Linked DNA regions of Homo sapiens: regions 1 and 3 are each linked to region 2. The links are chromatin contacts, found by Hi-C or POLR2A ChIA-PET in ENCODE. All regions are on one chromosome and are shown on one strand. The core of a region is the stretch at or near the end of the contact, and the rest is flanking DNA. Distances in the headings are between cores, read along the strand shown.

The links. Hi-C counts contacts between places; a loop is a spot of excess contacts on that map. ChIA-PET counts read pairs that join two places held with the same protein, here RNA polymerase II (POLR2A). Pooled maps may share reads with other maps.
Region 1: a loop to region 2 is called in a pooled map, with 11 times the contacts of the local background. The contact joins the promoter of ACAD9-DT here to the promoter of RUVBL1 in region 2. A Hi-C loop is called at or near these places in 1 of 37 single-sample maps with no recorded cell type and 8 of 50 pooled maps. POLR2A ChIA-PET finds 5 or more read pairs at or near these places in 3 of 52 experiments (Caco-2, activated B cell and activated CD4-positive, alpha-beta T cell).
Region 3: a pooled map shows a loop between it and region 2 (10-fold over the local background). The contact joins the enhancer-like site here to the promoter of RUVBL1 in region 2. A Hi-C loop is called at or near these places in 8 of 50 pooled maps. POLR2A ChIA-PET finds 5 or more read pairs at or near these places in 3 of 52 experiments (A549, AG04450 and CD4-positive, alpha-beta T cell).

Annotation. Positions count from the first base shown.
Region 1 is chr3:128,878,061-128,880,857 of GRCh38, forward strand. It overlaps ACAD9-DT (ACAD9 divergent transcript), which reads right to left and starts at 1,376. Exons shown (of 3, transcript NR_186174.1): 1 at 1,076-1,376. It overlaps ACAD9 (acyl-CoA dehydrogenase family member 9), which reads left to right and starts at 1,560. Exons shown (of 18, transcript NM_014049.5): 1 at 1,560-1,781. The coding sequence starts at 1,632. RefSeq lists enhancers at 430-1,281, 1,137-1,686, 1,282-2,134, 1,747-1,826, 2,135-2,797.
Region 2 is chr3:128,122,405-128,125,104 of GRCh38, forward strand. It overlaps RUVBL1 (RuvB like AAA ATPase 1), which reads right to left and starts at 1,408. Exons shown (of 11, transcript NM_003707.3): 1 at 1,180-1,408. The coding sequence starts at 1,320. RefSeq lists an enhancer at 1,160-1,209 and a silencer at 1,400-1,459.
Region 3 is chr3:128,679,175-128,682,219 of GRCh38, forward strand. No RefSeq gene overlaps it. Among named protein-coding and RNA genes, the nearest start is that of RPN1, 30 kb to the left of the region's middle. RefSeq lists enhancers at 1,346-2,038, 1,513-1,642, 1,753-1,922 and a silencer at 1,983-2,202. Within about 2 kb of position 1,622, at least 40 of the 41 ENCODE cell types and tissues checked have a DNase peak (open chromatin) inside an H3K27ac peak, as active enhancers do; they include CD4-positive, alpha-beta T cell, where a contact is called at or near this core.

The DNA.
Region 1 (2,797 bases), core at 126-2,625, 760 kb after region 2:
CCGGTCTGGGTGAAAAAGCAGAGTGGCATTCTTCCTGGAGGAGCTGGCTGAAGATCTGTAGAGGGCCCATGTGCCACGTTCAGAGCACTGTTGGGCTGTGAGGTGCCAGGCATGCCCTGCCTCCTACGTGGGCCCCTATGGCCTGGCCTTGAAACCGCCACTGCAAAATTATAACCGAGACAATGAAAGAGATCTGACCTAACCAACTCCATCTTGCTTCTAACCTCCAAGCTGTCCTTGTTCATTCCTGAGCGTAGGCTGAACTAACCTTGGGAAGGAATGAGTTTATAGTTTAACTTCAAAACAAAAATAGCCCTTTCCCGGGAAAACAACAACAACAACAACAAAAAACAACCTCTTCTTGCCTGGGACCAGTTGGCCTTTGGAGGACTAACAAATTAGCTATAAGATTAGAAATTACAGTTTAGAGGCCATACAGCCTTTGGTTGCAAGAGTCTGAACGTCCCCCAAATTGTTCCTGGGAATAACATCACTGTTGTAAAACCTACCAACACCCAGACTGGTAATCTGGCTCAACTAGTTCTGCAATCCCATTCAGGAACAGAAGACAGCAAGAAAAACTCACTTCGGCCCCCTATCAGTCCATCTCCAACCCGACCAATCATGCACCTCCCACTTCCCGAGCTTCTACTCGCCAAATTATCCTTAAAAATTCCGATCCGTTTTTGGGGAGACCGATTTGGCTAATAAAACTCCCTTTCCAACACACCCGGCTCTGCGTGAATTACTCTCTCTCTATTGCAATTTCCGTCTTGATAAATCAGCTGTCTAGTCAGCGGGCTGTAACCTTGGGCGGTTACAGCCTGGCCTGTCCCATCCCATCCAATAGTTCCCATCTCTTCTCAGCTCTCTCTGTAGTTTCTCTTCCTCCGCCTGCCTTTTAAGTTAGTGTTTCCCAGGACAGAGGTGACTCAGTTGTATCCAGACCGCTCTGTGACTGAACACCCACTTTCTTTTCCTTTTCCAAAAAATATATGTAACATACATGTCAACTAGGAACAAAACAGTATCTCAGGAATCCACCATCCAGTTAAAAATGGACCCTTACCCTTACCGTGCCCCTGCAGAGACCCCAATACAGCGCATTTCCCTCATTCTTTTGCTTTTCTCAAGTTTTACCACGGCCTCGTGGCCACAAGTGACAAAAGAGACAAGTGGAGGCAGCTGAGCCGGCCTTTAGGTTTCTGTACACAGGGAGATTTCCCATGGCTGGCATTTATGGAAACAACCGCTGGTATGTGAAAAACAGGTCCGTCACCGCCGTCACGACGGCCAGAGATTATACCCGCCGAGATGCCCGCGGCCCAGGGCCTACAATTTCCTCCGGCCAGCTCCTTTGGCCGCGCAAGCGCAGTGGGGCCGGCGGGAAGCGTAGGCGTGTGACGTCATCAGGCGGCGCGGGCCAGCCAGGTGCACGTGACTAAGGCCTTGGGCGCGGCAGGTGGTAGCCTTCCCGCCCTTCTGGCCTCTCCATCCCCTGCTGCGGGGGACCGCGCAAGCGCAGTGAGTACTGCACGTTGTCGCGGGCCAGTAACGTCATCAGACGTGTGTGTGTCCCTGCGGCGCTAAGAAGGGGAGACTGAGGCTGAGGCTGGGGAACATCGGGCAGCATGAGCGGCTGCGGGCTCTTCCTGCGCACCACGGCTGCGGCTCGTGCCTGCCGGGGTCTGGTGGTCTCTACCGCGAACCGGCGGCTACTGCGCACCAGCCCGCCTGTACGAGCTTTCGCCAAAGAGCTTTTCCTAGGCAAAATCAAGAAGGTAACGCGAGCCCTGGGCGAACCCTTGCTGTCTGGCTCCCGCTTTTCACCCTCAGCTGCAAGACTGGTGTTGAACTTTGTGAGATTCCCCAAACCTGCCAGAGAGATACACCCTGCGGCCGAGGCGTGTTAACACTCCGGATTCCTGAGTTCCAGGAAAACCTTCCCAGAGAAAGGGTGAGACATTTCCAAGACGGGGGACCCTTGGAAATGTGGTGGTGACGTGTTCCAGCTAAATTTTGTCAGGGGAATTCGGAAAACTCTAGGCTAGGTAATTAACAAAGCAGCCTTCATCTCAGCTGGTCTGGTCTGGAAATGTGCGGGGCTTCCTCTCTGATTCCTAAACAGCTTACACCATGTCCCTCCTCAGTCACCTTCCAGCGCCCTGGGGCTTCCTTCCCCAGGTGAGCCCAGCGCCTCTCCCTGCCATTGAGGTTCCTCAGAAATCTGGCTCCAAGATGCTTCCCAAGGGTGGCACAACCCAGCCAATAGTAACAGTTTGGTTATAAAACACTCATTGTCTTCTTAGAGTTGGAAGACTTGGGTTTGGTCTTGGCTCGTTGACTTTGAAACTCAGTTGTTTTTTTTGAGACAGAGTCGCGCTCTTGTCGCCCAGGCTGGAGTGCTCACTGCAACCTCCCTCCTGGGTTCAAGCGATTCTCCTGCCTCAGCCTCCGGAGTAGCTGGGATTACAGGCGCCTGCCCGGCTTTTTTTTTTTTTGTATTTTTAGCAGAGACGGGGTTTCACCATGTTGGCCAAGCTGGTCTAGAACTGACCTCGGGTGATCCGCCCACCTCGGCCTCCCACAGTGCTGGGATTACAGGGGTGAGCCACCGCGCCCGGCCAAGACTCAGTTCTTTCAGCCTTAAAATGGAGATAGTGTTGTGTCTCCTTCACAGATGTGTTGTAGAGCCCCAGTGAGATAAACGGTGCATGGAGAGTCTTCTTAAACTGTAGAGTACTGTGCAGCAGAAGAGAGAGCTGGCTTCAACACTTAGTCTTGTGACCTTGGAGCT
Region 2 (2,700 bases), core at 158-2,657:
GTGTCTGAAAACTGTCATACTAAAGCGGGGAAGGGACAACTAATACGTTGGATATGACAAGGCAGTGGACATATAGCTACTTAGCACAGTGCTTGGCACATGGAAAGCACTCAACCAATGTTAGCTACTTGCAGTACTAGCTGCTTAGTAAGCCAGGGTCAAACACTTCCTTTTTGGAAAGATGATGCTCAAAATGGAAACCTGAGGCTTTTCTTTGAGGCCTTTCCATTTAGAAAAATCAGGCTAAGAGGCAGTAGCTTAACTTTATATTAAGTGAAGATTTTTGTAGAAGCTAAGGCTCTCCAAAGGCCAAGGGGCATGGCTGTGACCTTAGAGAACAGCAGGCAGAGAGGGTGGCTGTATCATCATAGAGCACTGATTTGGGAGTCAGAAATACACGTGGGTGCAAACCCCAGGTTTACCGTTACTAAAACGAGTGTCAAGCATATACGTGAAGTGCCCTCTCCCCAACTCAATATTTTCACCTGCCAAAAAATAATATGTATGTGAAAGTACTTGGCATCACCAGCACTTAGAAAAAGGAGATTTAATTGGAATGGTCAAAAAGGATGCTTGGAGGGGTGGATAAACCAGATTGCTCTTCTCCATAATTCCCACTTCTCTCCCTCAGTTCCCGGATCCTGGGAACCAAAATGAGCTTTTAAAGTTTAGTCAATTCCCTACTTTAAACCGTCCCATAGCCTGCCACTGCATTCACAATAAAATCCAATTTCCTGACCGTGGCCGACAAAGCCCTGCAGTAACTAACCCCACCAAGATAAGATAATTATTTTTATTTATTGGTGTACACGTTTATCGTCTCTCACTACACTAAAATGTAAGCTCCTATCTTAATTCCCGCTGTATCCCAGTGTCGCGAATAGAGCCTGGTACGAATTAAGGGGACGGGGTTGTGTGGGTTTATATCAGCACTTGTCCATGAGTTGGCAAACCGTCAACTGCCCCCAGTGGATCGTCACTAGGTATCCTGGGGCGGCCCCTCACCCAGCTCCAGGGCGGCGCCCCTCCCCGAGCCCCTGGCCCATTTTCACTTCCCTGAGGAAATAATGGCGGGAGACCCCTGGCGCGCGCATCCCGCCCCGAGCCACCGACTTCAGCAGCTCTCTCGCCGCAGCAGCCCTGCTTGCAGCCCCCAACTCCCTGGTCCACTGGCCACACCTCTCGCGCGTTCTCCTGGCCCACAAGCCCTGAGGCCGCCTGCTTGGCCAAGCCGCTCTCGTCCAGCCCCAGCCCTTTCACGTGGCTGTGGGAGGCGATGCGCTGCGTCTTCGTAGTGCTCTTCACCTCCTCAATCTTCATTTTGCAGACGCCGGGAGCTAAAACCAGCGTGGAAAACCAGCAGCTAGGACAGTGCGCCCGGCGCCTGAGTTACCATGCGGCCGTTACTAGGGCAATTTGCAAAGGCCCGCCTAGACCGGCTTTCCATTGGTGGAAGCGGGAACACCTCCGCTCTCCATAGGCTCACGGCTGCGCCCATCGCGGCTGCTGCTAGAGCTCCGGTCACCCACTTCCGTCTGTGTCTCCGGGTTGGCTTCCCCCGTAGCCGGCGCTTCCTGCCGAGGCTGGGGTCGGGAGCACAGTGGGACCACGCCCCGGATTTGATCTAGGGCTGGGGCGTTGCACGAGGCAGTGGCCCCCGGGTACCACTCCTAATCCTTCCGTCCTATCCATTAGCACATTTGAACGTCATACTCTTACGCAAATCTCAAGTTATTATTTCCGTTTTGGAAACAGAAGAACTGAGGTTCAGAGCTTAAACTGGGATTGGTTACTAACCAATGTTTTCTGACTCCCATACCTTTGCATCTCCCTGGAAAGGCCCAGCTCAACCCACCACCGTTTCCGTGGAATTGTCTTCCCCTGCTTCTATCCTCCATCCTCCACCGAGAGATAAGGTTCCTGCTGAGTTCAGTTGACTGTAAATAACATTTTGCAGTTTTCAAAATTCCACAGCCCTGTAAGGTAGTGTAATTACGCATGCAGCTACAAACAAGCGGAAAGAGGCCCATCCGCCCAAGAAAGCATCACAAATAATCAGAACTAGAAATCTTCAGGCTTCAAAACCTATATAATAATGCTCATCACGTCCCATGACTCCAGCTGAGACAATCAGCCAGCAAATTGTCCCTTCAGGTTTCATAATGATATTAGCACAACCTGCACCACAATTGTACTTGCCATCCATCCATCCATCCGTTCAACAAACACGAGCCAGACACCACAATGCACTGGGGATACAGGGATAAAAGTCTTGATGCGTTTACTTCTTGCTTAGAAAACTTGCAACGTGAGATGTGCTGAGACAGGTACACCCAGGTGGCGAGAAGACCAGAGCAGAAGCCCCCGGAACAGCCTGGAGAGCCAGGGAAGGCATCATGAAGGTGATGTTGCCTTGGCTGAATTCCAACAAATAGGAGAGATTTCCTCAGAAGCAAATGGTATGACACCATTTTTACAGAAGAGGATACTAACATCCAGAGGAAGGGAAGGACTTGCCCAGAGTGCAGGAGAGTTTATGTTAGAATTGAGACAGACCTGAAATCAAATCCAATTACAGTAGTTCCACAGTCTCACACCGCCTTTTTTTTTTTTTTTTTTTTTTTTTTTGAGACGGAGTCTTGCTTTGTGGCCCAGGCGGGAGTGCAGTGGCGCAATCTCGGCTCACTGCAAGCTCCGCCT
Region 3 (3,045 bases), core at 372-2,871, 560 kb after region 2:
TCCCAAAGTGCTGGGATTACAGGTGTGAGCCACTGCACCTGCCCAAGAGCTTTGTTTCTATCCTTTCTAGTCCATTCCCTCATAATTTCTGAGCCCCAATCCTTCCCTTCTTCCAACCCTCTTCTCTTTGTTTTCCTACTAGGCCTGCCTTTGCGAAGTCCCACTGTAGATCATAAGGAGGCTGCAAGAACTGATGAGTGGTCCATTTCCTTGCAACCTCTAGAAGCCGGAATATACTTCAGGCAGGGCCTTGTTACCAGAGACAATGTGTAGCAGTTAAGGCCAGAGCCTTCCACTCCACACCACCCAGGAATTGCTATGGCTGTTCTGTGACCTTGGCCAAGTTACTTCTGCTTTCTTCACTGTCCTTATTTGTCAAATGGGAATGCTAGTACTAATCACCTCACAGAGTTGTAGTAAAAACTGCAGGCTGGTGTAGTGGCTCACATCTGTAATACCAGCACTAAGGGAGGCAGAGGTGCGAAGATAGCCTGAGGCCAGGAGTTGGAGACCAGCCTGGCTAATACAGAGAGAACCCCATCTACACACATGCACCTGTGACTGTAAAGACTACGTGACTGTTGCTACTACATTATTATTATTATTAACAGAGGACACTATTAAGAATCCAGCATTGTAATCTGAATACTCATTTTAATCCTTCCAACGATCCCCCAGATCGTTGTCTCATTTCACGAAAGAAAAGGAGCCTCTAATCCCATCCCTACCAGGGTTTGGCAAAGTGGGCAAGTGAGAGGCTCAACCATGAGCTTCAGTTCCTCCTCTGTAAATGGTAACAATGGCACTGTCACAAAGAGGACCAAGTGAGACCACAGGAGGCCCGTGTGTGTGCGTGTGTGTGTGTATGTGCCAGAGACAGAAAGAGAGAGAGAGACAAAGTTTCACTCTTGCTGCCCAGGCTGGAGTGCAATGGTGCAATCTCAGCTCACCGCAACCTCCACCTCCTGGGTTCAAGCAATTCTCCTGCCTCAGCCTCCTGAGTAGCTGGGATTACAGGCATGCGCCATCATGCCCAGCTAATTTTGTATTTTTAGTAGAGATGGGTGAGTTCTCCATGTTGATGAAGCTGGTCTCGAACTCCCGACCTCAGATGATCCGCCTGCCTCGGCCTCCCAAAGTACTGGGATTACAGGTGTAAGCCACCCAGCCCGGGCTTTTTTTTGGGGGGGGACGAGTGTCCCTCTGTTGCACAGGCTGGAGTGAAGTGGCACGATCTCGGCTCACTGCAACCTCTGCCTCCTGGGTTCAAGCAATTCTCCTGCCTCAGGCTTCCAAGTAGCTGGGACTACAGACGCCACCACGCTGGCTAATTTTTGTATTTTTAGTAGAGACGGGGTTTCGCCATGTTGGCCAGGCTGGTCTCGAACCCCTGACCTCGTGGTCCGCCCGCCTCGGCCTCCCAAAGTGCTGGGATTACATGCTTGAGCCACCCCGCCGGCCGGCCGTTCTTAAACGCACGACTACTTCCCTAGCTTTCCAGCACCAAATCCAGCGGCCCCACCCGGCCACGCCCCCACGCCAGGCCATGACCCCCATATGGCTCACTGCGCAAGCTCACACCCAGTCCCAGGAAGCGAGCCCCACGTCGCCCCAGCTCTGCATTCACAGCCGCCAAGCGGTCCCGGAAGCCGAATGCCGGATAGGTCAAAGACAGCGCCGCTGCTCCGGCACTGCCGCCAGAGGGCGCGGAGTCGCCGTGTTGGCCTGCACCTCCCTTGTCACGTCAGCCGAACGGCTACGGCAATGGAGGATTTTGCCGTATGCGACGACAGGATGACTGCTTCCCCTGAAGCTTCACCAAACACGGAGAGGCTTTCCTGTCCCTGGGAGACGCGGTGATGTGACGCAGCGGTTGCAGCGAAGGTTTCTTGTAAAAGATGGCCGCTGCGGAGTTGCTAGGTGTCTCCTGGCAGGCGGCGGCCGCACCACAAGATGGCGGCCCGCCCCAGGGTCCCACACGCGGGGCTGCGGAGGCGGCGGCCCCGAGGGTCCCCGCCCCTTGCTGGCCCTGTCCCCGCGTGCGGGGCTGCGACCTGCCTTTGTGTGCGGGTGGAAGTGCGGGCCGCCTTGGGGCCGAGTTGCAACTTCGCGACACTCCACTGGAGTGCGATGAGACGATGAGATGTTACCTCCTAACACTTCGGGAGGTGGGCAGCATGGCAATTCCTAGTAACCTCAACGCGATTCACTCAGACTTCCTTTTTCCCATCCTGAGCCGCAAAACCAGGAACTGGTGAAATAAATCAGGCCATCTTTCAGAGGAATGGCCTGCCACCGTTAAAAAGAGCAAAGCTGCAGTTTATGTACTAATGTGGAACCAGCTCTGAGATAAATTAAGTGAAAGAAAGCAAAGCACAGGAAAATGTGTATAGATATGCCTTTGTGTTTTTAAACAAGAAGACCCACATAAATGAAGATATGAATGTGTAAGCATAGTATAGCGGTAATGGTAATAGCGATCGCCCAGCCTAAGGAAGGGAATGGAGAGATACGGAACAAGGATGGGAGGAGACAGTTTTCATCTAAGACCGTTGGGTTTTCTGAGCTTTGTACCATGGACAGGTGTTAATTTTAAATTTTTTGTAAATATTTAAATTATGGCTTAAAGACAAGTTCTTTTGTAAGGGTATAAGGGCAGACTAGCACATAGAAAAAAAAAGACTTTTTTAACCTGGAACCAAGACATTTGATAAACATTCATGAAACTCAATTTTCAAGGATAAAAATTTCAAGGTCAATACTGTAGTACTTACAGCAAAGAATGCCAATCATTGTGACAGCCTGAGCCCTCTTGAAAGCTAGTTTTTGTTGGCGGGGGGTCAGAAAATTTGGCCTGGGAAGCAGGAGGCACTCGACCTATTTGCTGATGCTGAATGCCTTTCTACTGTAAGCATACATAGTCTCAATGGCTTCTTCTGATTTTGGTATATCTTAGGCTTTTCGGGTTAATATCGAAAACAGTGGCAACATTGAGAGTTTGAGCCAAGTTCTGCCTTAGAATCATCCAGAAAGGTGTTTCCACTG